Linked DNA regions of Homo sapiens: region 1 is linked to region 2. Evidence: read pairs that join two places in POLR2A ChIA-PET (ENCODE). Cell type or tissue: MCF 10A. All regions are shown on one strand. Links, peaks and the distances in the headings refer to the core of each region. The heading gives the core; the rest is flanking DNA.

Region 1 (8,325 bases), core at 270-8,269, 130 kb before region 2:
TTATTCCCTCCTCCCTTTTGGAATTCAGACACAGCTGACCAGCATTAACATTAAAACAGATCTTAAGACTGATAGAACAGGTCAGGTGCAGTGGCTCATGCCTGTAATCCCAGCACTTTGGGAGGCCAAAGTAGGCGGATCACCTGAGGTCAGCAGTTCGAGACCAGCCTGGCCAACATAGCAAAACTCTGTCTCTATTAAAAATACAAAAATTACCTGGGTGCAGTGATGGGTGCCGGTAATCCCAGGTCCTCGGGAGACTGAGGCAGGAGAATCACTTGAACCCAGGAGGCAGAGGTTGCAGTGAGCCGAGATTGCACCAATGCACTCCAGCCTGGGTGACAGAGCAAGACTCCATCTCAAAAAATAAATAAATAAATGTATTTTAAAAAGCTCCCTTGTCCATTCCCATTATATCTTTCCCATTGCGAACACCAACAATTGTTTATGAAGGCTAGAGTCTTTTGTTATAATGTTGGATGCATTAGGCCTCAGGGGCAGGTCTCTGACCTTCCGCTGCCTCCTTTCATCTGCCCCAAGGCAGGACTTGGAGTCTTAAGACTCTCCGATGAGAGGGTCCCACTCTATACCCTGTGGGAAAGAATGCTAATATCATGAAGCTTCCATAAAAACCCAAGATTGACTAGGTCAAGAGAGCTTCCAGATAGCTGAACACGTGGAAGCCAGCAGGAAGGGGAAGAAAAACTGGTCCAGGTGCTGGGAGGGTGGCGCACCCCAACTCCACAGGGCCAGAAGCTCCTGCGCTTGGGCCCCTTCCAGACCTCACCCTATGTATCCCCTCATCTGGCTGGTTATCTGTTTCCTTTAACATAGCTTTCTTAGTAAACCAGTAAATGTAAGTGTTTCTCTGAGTTCTGTGAGCCACTCTAGCAAATTAATCGAATCCAAAGAGGAGGCTGGGGGAACCCCAGCTTGAAGCCAGTCGGTCAGAAGTTCTGGAGGCCCAGACTTGTGACTGGGAGAGTGGAGAAGGAGGGAGCAGTCTTGGGGACTGAACCCTCAACCTGTGGGATCTGGCACTGTCTCTGGGTAGATAGTGTCAGACCTGAATTGGAGGCCACCTGGCTGGTGTCTGCTGGTTGGTGGTAGGGAGAGATGCACACACGTTTGGTTATGTAGCAGGACAAGCCGCAGACAAAACCCCTCAGACACTGAGTTAAAGAAGGAAGGGCTTTATTCGGCCGGGAGCTTCGGCCAGACTCACGTCTCCAACAACCAAGCTCCCCAAGTAAGCAATTCCTGTCCCTCTTAAGGGCTTACAACTCTAAGGGGGTCCGCATGAGAGGGTCATGATGGATTGAGCAAGCAGGGGGTACATGACTGGGGGCTGCATGCACCAGTAATCAGAACGGAACAGAGCAGGACAGGGATTTTCACAGTGCTTTTCCATACAATGTCTGTAATCTATAGATAACATAACTGGTTTAGGTCAGGGGTCCATCTTTAACCAGGCCCAGGGCTCGGCGCCGGGCTGTCTGCCTGTGGATTTCATTTCTGCCTTTGAGTTTGTACTTCTTCTTTCATTGGAGGCAGAAATTGGGCATAAGACAAGATGAGGGGTGGTCTCCTCCCTTAGTCACAGAAGTTTTCTTCTGTGTAGTTGATCATTGTGGTGTGAGAGTAGAGGAAAAACCCAGTGTTAGGAGAGTTTCTCCCTAGACAATCTTTCATCAGTTATATGATTTGCAACTATGTCCTCCCATTCCCTAGGTTGCCTTTTGAGAAACTGTTGATACTATCCTTTGATTTAGAAAAGTTTTTAAATTTGATGAAGTCTTGTCTGTTTTGTTCTTTTGTTGCCTGTGTTTTTGGTTGTCATAGCCAAGAAATGATTGTCAAATCCACTGTCATGAAGCATTTGTCCTATACTTTCTTGCACGTTATGGTTTTATCACTTACATTTAGATATTTGATCAGTTTTAAGAGTTAATTTTTTATTTTTATTTTTTTAGAGACAGAGTCTCACTCTGCCGCCTAGGTTGGAGTGCAGCGATACAATCATAGCTCACTGTAACCTCGAACTCCTGGGCTCAAGGGATCCCATTTTTAAGTTAATCTTTGTATATGATGTAGGTGAGGGCCTCACTTCGTTCTTTGGCACGTGAACATGCAGTTTTCCCAGCCCCATTTGTTGAAAAGTTATCATCCTTTTCCATTCAATGGTCTTGGCAGCTCTGTTCCATTGATCTGTATGTCTGTCTTTATGCTAGTTCCCGCTGTTTTTGATACTGCAGTTTGTAGTAAGTTTTGAAAGCAGGAAGTGTGAGACTTCCAACTTTGGTCTTTTTCAATTGTTTTGGCTTTTCGAGGTCCCTAATATGCCATCACTTTTGCTATATGCTATTTGTTAGACGCTAATCACTAATCCCCACACTCAAGGAGGGGAGATTACCCAAAGGATTTGAATACAGGGAGGCAGAAATTACTGCAAGATATTTTAGGGGCTGCCTACTACAATAGCTAACTTTTTTTTTTTTTTTTGAGATAGAGTCTCACTCTGTCACCCAGCATGGAGTGCAGTGGCGCAATCTCGGCTCACTGCAAGCTCCGCCTCCCAGGTTCACACCATTCTCCTGCCTCAGCCTCCTGAGTAGCTGGGATTACAGGCGCCCGCCACCACGCCCAGCTAATTTGTGTGTGTGTGTGTGTGTGTGTGTGTGTGTGTGTTTTTAGTAGAGACGGGGTTTCACCATGTTAGCCAGGATGGTCTCAATCTCCTGACCTGGTGATCTGCCCACCTTGGCCTCCCAAAGTGCTGGGATTACAGGCGTGAGCCACCGCGCCCAGGCTACAATAGCTAACATTTACTGAGTACTTAATATAGTAAGTCATATGTGTATATACTCGTATAATCTTCACAACAGCCCTGGGAATCAGAAATATTACTATGCCTGATTTGTAACAGAGGAAATTGAGGTTTAAAGAGATTAAACAATTTACCCATGGCCCTCCAGCTGGGATTCAAACCCAGTCTGTCCAACTCCAAAGCTGTGCTTTTAACCCTTACACTGCCTATGCACACATAATTACTTCCATGTCTCAGATGAATGGGAAATGTTGCTGGTTATCATTTAGAGCTTAGCTTGATGATTTGCAAAAGTCTCAGATGACTGCTCATGAGTAGAAGAATAAGCGCTCTCAGCTGAATTTAGTATTAGTCAAATGAATTTGAGAAATCCTATTTTAGTTCAATGCCAACTTGTTATAGAAGTTTGCTACCCACTGTGGAAAAGAAAGGACAAACCCATAAACATACTGAAGAATTTTTCTTCTTGCTGCAATGGAAACTATTTATGTTCTCCAGCTTCTATAAGAAGAAGCTTGGCTCGAAGGAAGCTTCTGGACCTAATTTCATAAGCAGCTGCCTCATAACGTAAAAATCTCTCTCAGACATCTCCTAGAGCTTCTGATTCACGTCACACATGAGAGAACTCGGTGAAAACAAGTTTCCACAGAGCCTCTTCTCCTAAGAAAGTTCTGCTTTCAAATAACTCCATCTGCACCTCCTCCCCAGCCAGATTCTAACACTGGTGAAGAGACAACCTCCTTCTTACCCTGAGGAACGTGTCAGGGAGTGTCTGAATGAGTTATAAAGATTCTCTTCTCCTCTTTTCCCCCTTCTTTTGTGACCACATCTGCAAACTCTGAAGAAAGAACATGTTGGTTTGGGTTTAAAACCCAGAATAGAAAGCTGGCATTAGAAACGTTTCAGGAATGCTGAGAATTTTTAGAGGTGTTCTTTTTTTTATTTTTTGAGACAGAGTTTCGCTCTTGTTGCGTAGGCTGGAGTGCAGTGGCGCAACCTCAGCTCACTGCAACCTCCGCCTTCCAGGTTCAAGTGATTCCCCAGCCTCAGCCTCCTGAGTAGCTGGGATTACAGGCATCCGCCACCAGCCCCAGCTAATATTTTGTATTTTTAGTAGAGATGGGGTTTCACCATGTTGGCCAGGCTGGTCTCGAACTCCTGACCTCAGGTGATCCACCTGCCTCAGCCTCCCAAAGTGCTGGGATTACGGGTATGAGCCACTGCGCCTGGCCTAGAATGTGTTCTTAAAGGTTCTTGTTCTCATTATGTTTTTATGAGCAGGTATAATTGTCTTAGTGTTTCGGCTTAATAGAGGAATCCACTCCATTCAAATATTTTTTTTTTCTGAATCCCAACTCAGTCCTTGGCACTGGATGGGATGCTGTGAGGGTGCAGAGAGGAATAAGACGTGGGGCTTGCCCTTAAGGAGCTTTAACAGGAAGACCCAGAAATAGGAGCAACTATGTCTGCTATAAGGCAGAACAGGCCAGATGCTATCAGGGAGTTGCAAGTAACCATAAACATGTGCCAAACACAGTCTCTACAAAAAAAAAAAAAAAAAAAAAAAAAAAAGCAGGGTATGGTGGCTCAAGCCTGTAGTCCCAGCTACTTGGGAGGCTGAGGTGGGAGGTGGGAGGATCACTTGAGCCCGGGAGGTCGAGGCTGCAGTGAGCTGTGGTTGCGCCACTGCACTCCAGCCTGGGCAACAACCAGAGTGAGAACATATCTCAAAAAAAAGAAAAAGTTTTCGGCCGGGTGCAGTGGCTCACACCTATAATCCCAGCACTCTGGGAGGCTGAGGCAGGTGGATCACCTGAGGTCGGGAGTTCGGAACCAGCTTGACCAACATGGAGAAACCCCATCTCTACTAAAAATACAAAATTAGCCAGGTGTGGTGGCGCACGCCTGTAACCCCAGCTATTCAGGAGCCTGAGGCAGGAGAATCGCTTGAACCCGGGAGGTGGAGGTTGCGGTGAGCCGAGATCGTGCCATTGCACTCCAGCCTGGGTGACAGAGTGAGACTCTATCTCAAATAAATAAATAAAGTTTCCTCCCCTCTGCACATGCACTCCTTTCATTTACAGAAGCCCTTTTCTACACTCTCACAAGCTGTCCTGAGAGTTTCACCCACCCCCGCGGGGACAGCACAGTGTTAAGAGCACAAGCTCTGGAGCAAGGCAGCCTAGTGTTGAATCCCAGCTCTGCCGTGCAGACGATGCATAACTCTGGGCAAGTTACTTAACATCTCTGGGACAGTTTCCCCATTGGGAAAATGAAGATAATATTTCCTGTTGGCCCAGCACAAGTGGCTCATGCCTGTAATCCCAGCACTTTGGGAGGCCAAGTCGGGAGGATCACTTGAGCCCAGGAGTTCAAGACCAGCCTGGGCAACATGGCAAAACCTCATCTCTACAAAAAATACAAAAATTAGCTGGGTGTGGTGGCACACGTCTGTAGTCCCAGCTACTTGGAGGCTGAGGTGGGAGGATCACTTGAGCCCAGGAGGTCTAGGCTGCAGTGAGCAGTGATCGTGCCACTGTACTCCAGGCTGGGTGACAAAGCAAGACCCTGTCTCAAATAATAATAATAATAATAATAATAATAGTAATAATATTCCTTATCTTGTTGGGTGGTTATGCAGATTAAGTGAAGTGGTCAATTTAAAGGGTTTAGTGGTCAGTTCATACAGAGCATTCAATGAATTAGCAGTTGTGACATCTCCATTTCCTAAATGAGAAGGCTGAGGTGTAACTGGTCCAACTGATTTGCCCAGAATTATTCAGCTAGTAAGCAGTAAGGGCAGGGCTTGAGCCCAAGACTTCTGGCTCCAAGTCCAGTGCTCGTTCTGTTGTTTAGCAGCCTGAAAACTATGGGAGTCCAGGACCTGACCCAGGGGCTGGGGAGGAAGAGCAGGAAGTGGGAGGAGTGGAGCTCCAGAGAGGTTTCCTAAGATAACATGGAATGGAGACTTTCTTTGAGCTGCTATATGTGAAAGCCTTCGTCTAAGGATTATTTTCAACAGCAACTCAATTTATTGGGTATCCTACTCAATGTATTAGTGTAATTTCTTTCTTTACATTGAATGTTCAACACCTTTTTTTTTTTTTTTTTGAGATGGAGTCTCACTGTGTCACCTAGGTTGGTGTGCAGTGGCGTGATCTCGGCTCACTGCAACCTCTGTCTTTCGAGTTCAAGCGATTCTCCAGCCTCAGCTTCCTGAGTAGCTGGGATTACAGGTGCACGCCACCCCACGCCCAGCTAATTTTTGTATTTTTAGTAGAGACATGGTTTCGCCATGTTGGCCAGGCTGGTCTCAATCTCCTGACCTCACGTGATCCACCTGCCTGGCCTCCCTGTTGGGATTACAGGTGTGAGCCACTGTGCCCAGCTGAATGTTCAATTTCTTTTGATTGATCCCTCTTCTGTGTTCCCAAACACACTGTACAAATTCTGCTATTGAAGAGTAATTGCCCCAAAATTTAGTGGCTTAAAGCAACAAGAATCATTTCATCATCTTTCAAGGTTTCAGAGGGTCAGGAATTCAGAAAGGGATTGCCTGTGTGGTCTGACTTGGGGTCTCTCATGTGGTTGCTGGTGGTGAATGGTGAACGGAGCTGGATGGGCATAGCTCTGCCTTCATTTACTCTCAGAGCGGGCCAGGCGCAGTGGCTCACGCCTGTAATCCCAGCACTCTGGGAGGCCGAGGCGGGCAGATCACGAGGTCAGGAGATCAAGACCATCCTGGCTAACACGGTGAAACCCCGTCTCTACTGAAAATACAAAAAACTTAGCCGGGCGTGGGTGGCGCGCGTCTGTAGTCCCAGCTACTCGGGAGGCTGAGGCAGGAGAATGGCGTGAACCCGGGAGGCGGAGCTTGCAGTGAGCCCAGATCACGCCACTGCGCTCCAGCCTGGGCAACAGAGTGAGACTCCTTCTCAAAAAAAAAAAAAAAAAATTATCACTCTGACATACTCTACTGGTTGAAATGGTCTCAAACGTCTTCTCAGGTTATCTTTGGAAAATACAACCCACCAGGTATGCTTTTGTGTCTACCTTTCCTGCCAGAACACTCATTCATGCAGTCACTCAGGTACTCATTTGTTCCCTCATCCAACATTTGTTGAGTACCTGTTGCTCTCCAAACACTAAGGCAGGCCCCTTATATAGATTATTTCATCTAATATTCAGGTCAACCCTTTGAAGTAAATGCATAATCCCCGTATTTAACACATGAGGAAGCTAAGGTTCAGAATGGTGCAGTGACTTGCCCAAAGTCATGTGAATGAGTCGAGAACCCATGATTTGAACCCATAACTATCCATTCCAGAGCCTATGCCCGTTCCTTAACCAGCCTGCCCTCCCAGGATCAGCATAACCTGGCTGCCTTCAAGGCTTTTGAGTTTGTACCTTGGCTAAGCTCTGTGCTCTTCATGCCCCCAGGACTGGTCAGAGGGGCTGGGGAAAGGAACGAGGGAAACACTGTCTGGGGCCAGTGGGAAGGAACCCCAAGTCCTGTGCCAGCTATGGAACTTCCACTTGTGGTCCCAGGGGTTCTGGCCACACAGTGCAGGGTTGGGATTCATGCCCTTATTGAGGAGACAACACCTATTCACACATGACCAACAGGGGTTATTTTGGTGCCAACTCCAGTCAGCTGAGTGTCAGCATGGAGTGCTGAGTTGAGAAAGATCATGAGCAGAATCTGGGCTGGGCAGGATTAAGGGTCTTGATCCATTAGTTATGTCTGCCACTGATACATAACCAGGTATGTTGGCACATGGGCCTTGCATCCCAATCTTACAAAACTACATCTCTTTTCATATGGGACAATACTAAGAAGCAAGCACCACAAGGGCAAGGATTTTGTCTGTTTTCATCCCCGCTATATCCCCAGTGCCTAGAACAGTGTCCTTCAGGGATTAGGATCTCAGTGAATATTTGTTGCATGAATGAGACAATTATGGTTTAGTGGTTAAATGGATTGACTCCAAGCCTGTCCCAATTCTAGGTTTGAATTCCATCTGTGCCACTTGATGGCTGGATAATATTGGATAAGTTGCTTTGTTTAACTTTTCTGAGACTCACCTACTTCATTCGTCTATTCATTTATTCATTCAACAAATATTAGTTGAGCACCTAATGGATGTTGAACACCTAATTTTGGGGATGTACCAAACACTGTTCTAGACACAGGGGACGTAGAAGTGACCAAAATAGATATAGATCCCTGCTGTTATGAAGTTTATATTTTAGGAAGGAGGAACAGAAAAATGAACAAATGAAATATACAACAGGTGTTGGCTGGGCACGGTGACTCATGCCTATAATCCCAGCACTTTGGGAGGCCAAGGCCAGCGGATCACAAGGTCAGGAGATCGAGACCATCCTGGCTAACACTGTGAAACCCTGTCTCTATTAAAAATACAAAAAGTTAGCCGGGCGTGATGGCATGCACCTGTAGTCCCAGTTACTCCAGAGGCTGAGGCAGGAGAATAGTG
Region 2 (8,279 bases), core at 280-8,279:
ATTTCCATAAAGCAGCAGATGAGAATGAGGATGGGGAAGGGGGTGATAGAGGTTTAAGAAGAGAGGAGAAAGTGAAATAGTCATTTGGGATAGTGGGAGGTGACTGACCTGGGAAGATGGGATGTGGCCCTCGTGTGGCAAGGCCCTGACTGAGTGAGAGTAGCCTGGAGGTGGTGGGGGGTAAGTGGGGGGGGGGTAATAAATGAATCACAGTAAACAACAGGGGTCTGAAATCTCAGCAGTGGGAGGGGGTTAGGCTGGTGATCAGAAAAGGTCTCCCTGAGCAGGTGGCTTTCAGACTGGAACCTAAAGAATGAGAGTTCACCATGAAAGGAAAGATACTGCTGGCAGAGGAAACAGTTTAACAGAAACTAAAAGGAGAAGCACTGTCTCTTTCTGTGGGATTGTCATGTCAACAGAATCATAAGCCAAAGCAAAGAATGACTCTAGAATTTCAGGCAACAGACGATTGGGAGGTTTGCAAGGCTCATCTCTGTGGCCTCTTGTCCCCAGCAACAACTGTGTTTCACCATCCTTATGTTTCTAGATGGGAGTGAGTGTCGTGGACTCTTCTGTGGCAGGACTTGGAGGCTGTCCCTACGCACAGGGGGCATCAGGAAACTTGGCCACAGAAGACCTGGTCTACATGCTAGAGGGCTTGGGCATTCACACGGTAAGCCCACCCACCCCCTGGTGGCGACAGCCCCGAACTGACCAGGGGGCCTGAAGCTGAGAACAAAAGTGGATGGGGGTATTTGGGGTTGTTAAGGTGCTGAGGAGTAAAGAGGGAAAGGGTTAGCCAGGCGCAGTGGCTCATGCCTGTAATCTCAGCACTTTGGGAGGCTGAGGCAGGAGGGTCACTTGAGCCCAGGAGTTTGAGGCTGCAGTGAGCTATGATCCTGCCAGTGTACTCCAGCCTGGGTGAAACAGCAAGACCCTATCTCTTCAAAACAAAACAAAAGAGGGGAAGGGTGTTGGGGATTATGGATATTTGATCTAATATTTTAATGTTTGTGAGAGTAGGGTTGAGTGAGGCCACACGCATGGGCATAAGAAGGCTGGAGTGTCAGGGTGACTTTGACAGTTCAGTCCTAGGAGACACCAGGAACATGGAAGGGGCCCTGGGAAGGGTCAGGTTCATGACCTGAAATGAGTCAGTTCTCTCTTGGCTTTGTTTTGTTCTCTGTAAAATGAGGACAGTAGCGTTAGACAGCTCACCAGGGATCCGCCAGAGTCCACCAGGGCCCTCAGTGGCGGGACGGAAGCAGAATAGCATCTGTGCTTAAAGATCAGATGGAACTGGGTTTAAAGCCTACTCCTGCCACTCCCAGGCTATGAGACCTCAGACAAATTATTTCATCTCTCTGAACCTAAGAAATGGGAATAATAATGCCATCCATCTCATGGAGCCATTGTGAGGATTAAGTAAGAAAACGTACGTAGAGGGCCAGGCGCACGCCTGTAATCCCAGCACTTTGGGAAGCCAAGGCGGGTGGATCACCTGAGGTCAAGAGTTTGAGACCAGCCTGGCCAATATGGTGAAACACTGTCTCCACTAACAATAGAAAAATTGCTGGGCACGGTGGCTCACGCCCGTAATCCCAGCACTTTGGGAGGCCAGGGTGGGCAGATCACCTGAGGTCAGGAGTTCGAGACCAGCTTGGCCGACATGGTGAAACCCCATCTCTACTAAAAATACAAAAATTAGCTGGGTGTGGTGGCACGCACCTGTAATCCCAGCTACTCGGGAGACTGAGGCAGGAGAATTGCTTGAACCCAGGAGTCAGAGGTTGCAGTGAGCCAAGATCACGCCACTGTACTCCAGCCTGGCGACACAGTGAGACTCCCTCTCAAAAAAAAGAAAAGAAAAATTAGCTGGGTGTGGTGGCACACACCTGTAACCCCAGCTACTCGGGAGGCTGAGGCAGGAGAATCACTTGAACCCGGGAGGCAGAGGTTGCAGTGAGCTGAGAGCGTGCCATTGCACTCCAGCCTGGGCGACAAGAGCAAACTCTGTCTCCAAAAAAAAAAAGAAAGAAAAGTTATGTAGAATGCTTATCACAGAGCTGAGCACAGAGTGCACTTCAGCAAATATGAGCTACTGTATGAACAGAGGGTTTCTGTCTGGCCCTTTCAGTTGGTGTTTTTATCCCTCCCTCTCTGCCTCACAATTGTCACTTGAATATCAGTTTTTTACCTCTGTGGGCCAGGCCCTGTGCTGGGCCCTGAAGAGGGAGTACTGAACAAGACTGATAAGATCTGTGCCCTGGTAGTGGCACTACAAACCATGACAGAGATTGGGCATCTTACATGAGGGGGAGTCAGAGGAATAACCCAGGTGCCAGACAGACAGGAGCTCACAGGCAGCTGGTGCCCCGCTGTCAAGGAAAAAGCCTGTTTATCTTCACCTTTACTTTTCAGTATCACAGTTGTCTGTCCATGCTGATGTTTTCCCTGGTGTTGAGGGCATACCATGACTTACCGCATCCTCTAACTTGTTTCTCAAAGGGTGTGAATCTCCAGAAGCTTCTGGAAGCTGGAAACTTTATCTGTCAAGCCCTGAACAGAAAAACTAGCTCCAAAGTGGCTCAGGCTACCTGTAAACTCTGAGCCCCTTGCCCACCTGAAGCCCTGGGGATGATGTGGAAATAGGGGCACACACAGATGATTCATGGATGGGGACATGGAAATGAGAATAGGTTAAATGGTGCAGGTACCTCATAGCCAGCTCTACACAGAGGTCTCTCCTGGCAGAAAGCAGGCGAAGGGCAGGAGGAGCTGCTTGGCAGAAGGACCTCCTGCCCAGACCTGAGGAGTGAGAGGCTTTGAGGGCTGAAGTCTCCCTTTGTTACGGACCCTGGCCCAGGAGTTGAATGCCTGAGGACGTGTGGGAACCCCGTTCCCTACTTAGCATGATCCTTGAGTCTCCTCTCTGGATGGAATCCGCGAGCTGGCCACCTGGCCACCCTCTACACGGCTCCACCCTGCCATGGCCGTGGGGCCCTTGCTCTCTGACTTCTCAGGACACAGGTCATGGAGGTTCTTCCCAAGCTGGCAGAGGCCATTTGTGGAAAGTGGAGAGCTACGTGGTGGCCGTCTGCCAACTCCAGCATCTCTGGAAAATCTCCACGCTGAATGTGATTTTTGAAAACAGCTTATGTAATTAAAGGTTGAATGGCACATCATAATTCCAGCATTCGGTTGTGCAGCTGTGTGTATACATGCGCGTGGGGGAGTAAAATACTTTACCATGTTGCACTCTGAGAGGAAAATGGAGACTATGAACTAGTTTATTAATCTTTGGATTTCCTCCCTGTTTCCCCACCTGAGCCCCAAATCCATAGTGACTGGAAATCAGTGGTTTTGGGCTTACTCAGGAGGCTGCTTGCGGCAGTTGCTGGCCAGAACACCCGACGGGGTTGTTTCTGAGCTTTGCCTCTGTGACTGGGGCTATTGCACAAGCTCCCCTGAGGACACACTTGCTGCTTTGGGCCTCGGTGGCCCGGCCTCTCCCTGGCGCTCCCGGGCCCGGGAGCGCTCACCTGTCGGTTCCCTGGACTCTGCGGGCAGGCGCTGGCTGATTCCCGGCTGCGCGGACACCTGTGCGCTCCTGCATTTAGGGCTCCTTTGCTCTGGTTTCATCACGCAGGATGTCACATTTTGTGCATATTATTCTCTAGCTCTACTACTTTTCATTGTAAACAAACAATCATTTTCTAACCTGCCGTCGTGGAAGGCAGAGTGCAGACCGACCCTTCCCGGCAGGTGGGGGCTGAGAGCCAAGAGCGCTGGAACCGCTAGTGTGGCCTGACAGCTTCCTCCAGCTCCTTGGTTTATTTGCAAACTGGACTTCCAGCACCAGGCCCCCTGCGACCCCCTCCTGCCTTAGTCCCGTGGGATCGGGTAGTTCAAGATTTTGAATTCATGGTTTGGCACACACCGGCAAGTCTGAAAACCTGCGGGTCAGAGTGGGGCGGAGGCGTGGGCCCCCTACCCTCTGCCCCCTGCCCCCTCGGAAGCGCAGCCCTCTTCCAGGGGTTGGGACGAGCTAGCGCGGGGACCCGGGGCACCGGCAAGGACCCACCCGCTACTGGGACCTGGCGCCGGCGGCGCCTCTCGCGGGGTGGCACCGCCCACTTCCGCCTTCCGCGGGCGCGCGCTGCGCAGTCTTCGTCACAGCGCGGAGGCCTTTTGTCCTCCCGCCCTCCCCGTAGTGGCCGTAACCCGAGTGACATGTTTCCTTGGGGGCGTGGAGGGGCGGGGTCGGGGCCGGAGTGGGCCGTCAGCACTTAAAGGGCCCGCGGCTCGGGCGTAGGAGGCGGTGCCTCTGCAGCAAGCGTGGGGCGCGGGAACCCGAGCAGGTTCGGGAGACGGAATGAAGGGCCGGGTGGGCTCGCGAGGGGCCGGGGAGTCCGCGGGGAGCGAGGGAGTTTCCGAGGGGCGGGTCGTGTTCCTGGCAGCGTCCCTCCAGGGCAGGCCCGCCCCCTTTGTCCCAGTTCCCCGCTGCCCGGGCTGGGGCGGCCGGGGTTCATTCATTGCCGGCCTGAGGACTCCTAGCTCGGCCCCGCTCCGCGCTACAGCCCAAAGCCCAGCCTGAGACCCAGCCGCCCTCGTATGCCCACGGCCTAGCTCCCCTTCCCTCCAACAGACAGACTGGGAAAACCGAGTGGGCGACGGCTGAGCAAGGTCACTCCGCTGTCGGGGGCGCAGCCGGCCTCAGACCAGCTTTCGTGCTTCCCAGGGCCTCTCTGCGACCACTTTCGGGGTCCGCGCCAGGCGCGGGGCGGGGGCGGGGGCGGCTTCGGCGCGGCGGGCAGAGTCCAGCGGGCAGCGGTGGGGGAAGGGCGAGCCGCCTGGGGAGAGGGCCGGGCTGCGAGCCTGGCGATCCAGATTCCAGCCCGCTGTCGCCAGCTGTGGGACCGAAGGGCAACTGTTTCACCTCTCTGGCCCTAGTATCTGTATCTGTAAAGTGCCAGTGATAACACCTGTCTCACCGAGATGCTGGGGGAATTCAGGAAAATCATGCAAAAGTGCCTGGTACGGAGCCTGGCACGCAGAGGGCTCTTGGTCAAGTGGGTTGGAGCTGCGTGAGCCCAGAAGGGGATAGAGGCAGCGTGGAGGAAGGCGGCAGCGGGCCCGGTCGCTGGGAATGAAAGGCCTCAGTGTCTGGGGCTTCCTCCCCGTACTACCCGCAGAGTTTGTTCAGGGTGGAGGTGCGCACCTGGCCAAGTCCACGTCTACACGGCCCACCCAGAGTAGCCTAAGTTGGGCGGGATTCCTAACTCTGAGCCAGGAGTGACCGGGCTGGCCCTGGCATGGGCAGAGGCTGAGCGGGGGTTGGGGTGGGGCCCCCTCCAGGACCAACCACGGTGTGGTTGCCCCTGAGCTGGCCTCAGCCTGCCTGGCAAAGGACCTCACCCTTGAGGCCATGTGATCTATTTCCTGCTTCCTCCCAGCTGACCCTTGAGGGAAAGGGGGTGGGGGCCGCCTAGAGCAGGAGGTATTAGTCACTGCGCCCAGGAGCCAGTTTACACCTAGCGAAGGCGGAGGCATTGGACAAGCCTGGGTCTGAGCAGACAGAACCCCTTCCTGCGACCCTGGAGTCCCAATCGTGCTGCCATTTTCCTTCTGCCCAGGACTCTCCAGTCCTCAGTCACCTTGGACAAAGAAGTGTGGATCCTCAGATTCCATCTTTTCCAACTCCAAGGCAAGTGGAACTAGAAAATAAGGTGCCTGTGTGTCAGGTCTCCCCAGCTCTGCTGTGGCGGGCCCTTAAGATCACCTCACTGAACCCTCACGCTGCCTCATGAAGTTTATACAATTATTAGCTCTGTTTTACAGAGATAGAAACTGAGGCCAAGAGGCTAATTAATTTCCAAAGCCTAAGGCCAGAAAGTGATGGTACCCAGACTTGCCCCAGGGCTGACTTCTGAGCCAGTCTGGTACCTAGGGCACACTGCCGCCTCCTTCCAAAGCGAGCTTAGGGGGCAGGATTCCAGTGGGAAGGAAGCTCTGAGCAGGCAGCCTCAGCCACCTCTGAGACTCTGTATCCTGGGCCAGGTGCCATGGCAGAGAAGGTGCTGGTAACAGGTGGGGCTGGCTACATTGGCAGCCACACGGTGCTGGAGCTGCTGGAGGCTGGCTACTTGCCTGTGGTCATCGATAACTTCCATAATGCCTTCCGTGGTGAGCGGGGCAGTGGGGCTGGGGCTACTTGAGGGGATGGCAGAAGCAAAACCCTGGGTTCCACCTCCACCACCGGGCGGGGAATGTGTGTCTGGCTAGTCCCTGGGAACACAGCACCCCATGTCGTGATGATGTGGCCTACATGTACCCTACCAGGAGGGGGCTCCCTGCCTGAGAGCCTGCGGCGGGTCCAGGAGCTGACAGGCCGCTCTGTGGAGTTTGAGGAGATGGACATTTTGGACCAGGGAGCCCTACAGCGTCTCTTCAAAAAGGTGGGTGCAGGCTGGGCACGGTGGCTCACGCCTGTAATTCCAGCACTTTGGAAGGCCGAGGTGAGGAGATCACTTGAGCCCAGGTGTTCAAGACCAGCCTGCTCAACACAGTGAAACCCCATCTCTACAGAAAAATACAAAAATTAGCTGGGCATGGTAGCCCATACCTGTGGTCCCAGCTACTCGGGAGGCTGGCATGGGAGGATGGCTTGAGCCTGGGAGGTGGAGGTTGCGGTGAGCTGAGATGGCACCACTGTACTCCAGCCTGGACAACAGAGCGAGACTGTCAAAAAAAAAAAAAAAGGTGAGTGCAGGCAGGCAGGCTGAGGGCATTGCCAAGGACTAAAACCAGTAGAGCAACCTCTGGCCATGTCACCCCTGCAGTACAGCTTTATGGCGGTCATCCACTTTGCGGGGCTCAAGGCCGTGGGCGAGTCGGTGCAGAAGCCTCTGGATTATTACAGAGTTAACCTGACCGGGACCATCCAGCTTCTGGAGGTGAGAGGCATGGGACAGGGCACAGACACTAGGAGGGTGTCCAGCTGGACCCCAGCCTGGCAGGCAGTGCCAAACACAGAGCCCAAGCTGTATCATCCTGGACTCATGTCTTTACCTCCCAGTCTCAGTTTCCCCATCTGTAAATGAGAGTGCTCATCACCTCAGCCCCATTCTCCTGTGGAGGAGTAACAGGGTGGGAGTAATGTGTGAGGCAGAGGTCACTGATGCCATCTCTCCACGGCCAGATCATGAAGGCCCACGGGGTGAAGAACCTGGTGTTCAGCAGCTCAGCCACTGTGTACGGGAACCCCCAGTACCTGCCCCTTGATGAGGCCCACCCCACGGGTGGTTGTACCAACCCTTACGGCAAGTCCAAGTTCTTCATCGAGGAAATGATCCGGGACCTGTGCCAGGCAGACAAGGTGAGGGCCCCCTTGACAGTGCCCTGGCTCCACTGATCGATGGACTCCTCAGGGCCCACCCTGAGCCCAGGGGTGGGATTCCGAACACCCCCACTAAGGAGGAAGCTAAGGCTCAGGCAGTTGCAGTGGAGGGCCCCATCCCCTGCTTGTTTCTAAAGATAATAAATAGACAACTGGCCGGGCGCAGTGGCTCATACCTGTAATCTCAGCACTTTGGGAGGCCCAGGTGGGCAGATCACCTGAGGTCAGGAGTTCAAGACCAGCCTGGACAACATGGTAAAACCCCCATCTCTACTAAAAATACAAACATTAGCCGGCCATGGTGGTGTGTGCCTGTGGTCCCAGCTATTCGGGAGGCTGAGGCACAAGAATTGCTTGAACCTGGAAGGCAGAGGTTGAAGTGAGCCAAATCAGGCCACTACACTCCAGCCTGGGCCATAGTGAGACTCCATCTCAAAAAAACAGAATAGGCATGAGGAGGGCTCTGGGTTCAGCTGGGACACGCTGCCTGTGCCTCTGGCCTCACCACCTGACCCACATCCCACAGACTTGGAACGCAGTGCTGCTGCGCTATTTCAACCCCACAGGTGCCCATGCCTCTGGCTGCATTGGTGAGGATCCCCAGGGCATACCCAACAACCTCATGCCTTATGTCTCCCAGGTAAGGCAAAAGGGAAGGGACAGAGGAGTGGCCCTGGGGTTAAAGCTGGTGCCTGGGATCTGGGACGAACTGACCTGATCTCCACCTCCAGGTGGCGATCGGGCGACGGGAGGCCCTGAATGTCTTTGGCAATGACTATGACACAGAGGATGGCACAGGTGAGCCTAGGACCAGGGGGACCTAGGAGTGGGAGCCAGGAAGGAGAGTCAGGGGGAACAGACTCCCCATCCAACACACTCC

The links. Peaks named below come from ENCODE experiments on the same cell type or tissue, not always from the same donor. Only the 100,000 strongest peaks of a DNase experiment are listed, where the experiment ranks them.
Region 1: POLR2A ChIA-PET joins it to region 2 with 10 read pairs; 7 of 35 experiments call an interaction of 5 or more read pairs at or near these places.

Annotation. Positions count from the first base shown.
Region 1 is chr1:23,926,461-23,934,785 of GRCh38, reverse strand. It overlaps MIR378F (microRNA 378f), which reads right to left and starts at 5,716; the gene lies at 5,639-5,716. In MCF 10A, for the core only: no CTCF peak of the experiment used is centred there; no DNase peak of the experiment used is centred there.
Region 2 is chr1:23,796,794-23,805,072 of GRCh38, reverse strand. It overlaps GALE (UDP-galactose-4-epimerase), which reads left to right and starts at 4,319. Exons shown (of 12, transcript NM_001008216.2): 1 at 4,319-4,361; 2 at 5,637-5,707; 3 at 6,061-6,186; 4 at 6,343-6,458; 5 at 6,843-6,956; 6 at 7,202-7,378; 7 at 7,926-8,039; 8 at 8,131-8,197. The coding sequence starts at 6,066. HMGCL (3-hydroxy-3-methylglutaryl-CoA lyase) reads left to right here. Exons shown (of 9, transcript NM_000191.3): 8 at 548-673; 9 at 2,509-3,188. The coding sequence ends at 2,610. RefSeq lists silencers at 3,909-4,118, 4,279-4,758, 4,809-4,908. In MCF 10A, for the core only: no CTCF peak of the experiment used is centred there; DNase peaks (open chromatin) are centred at 4,232 and 5,452.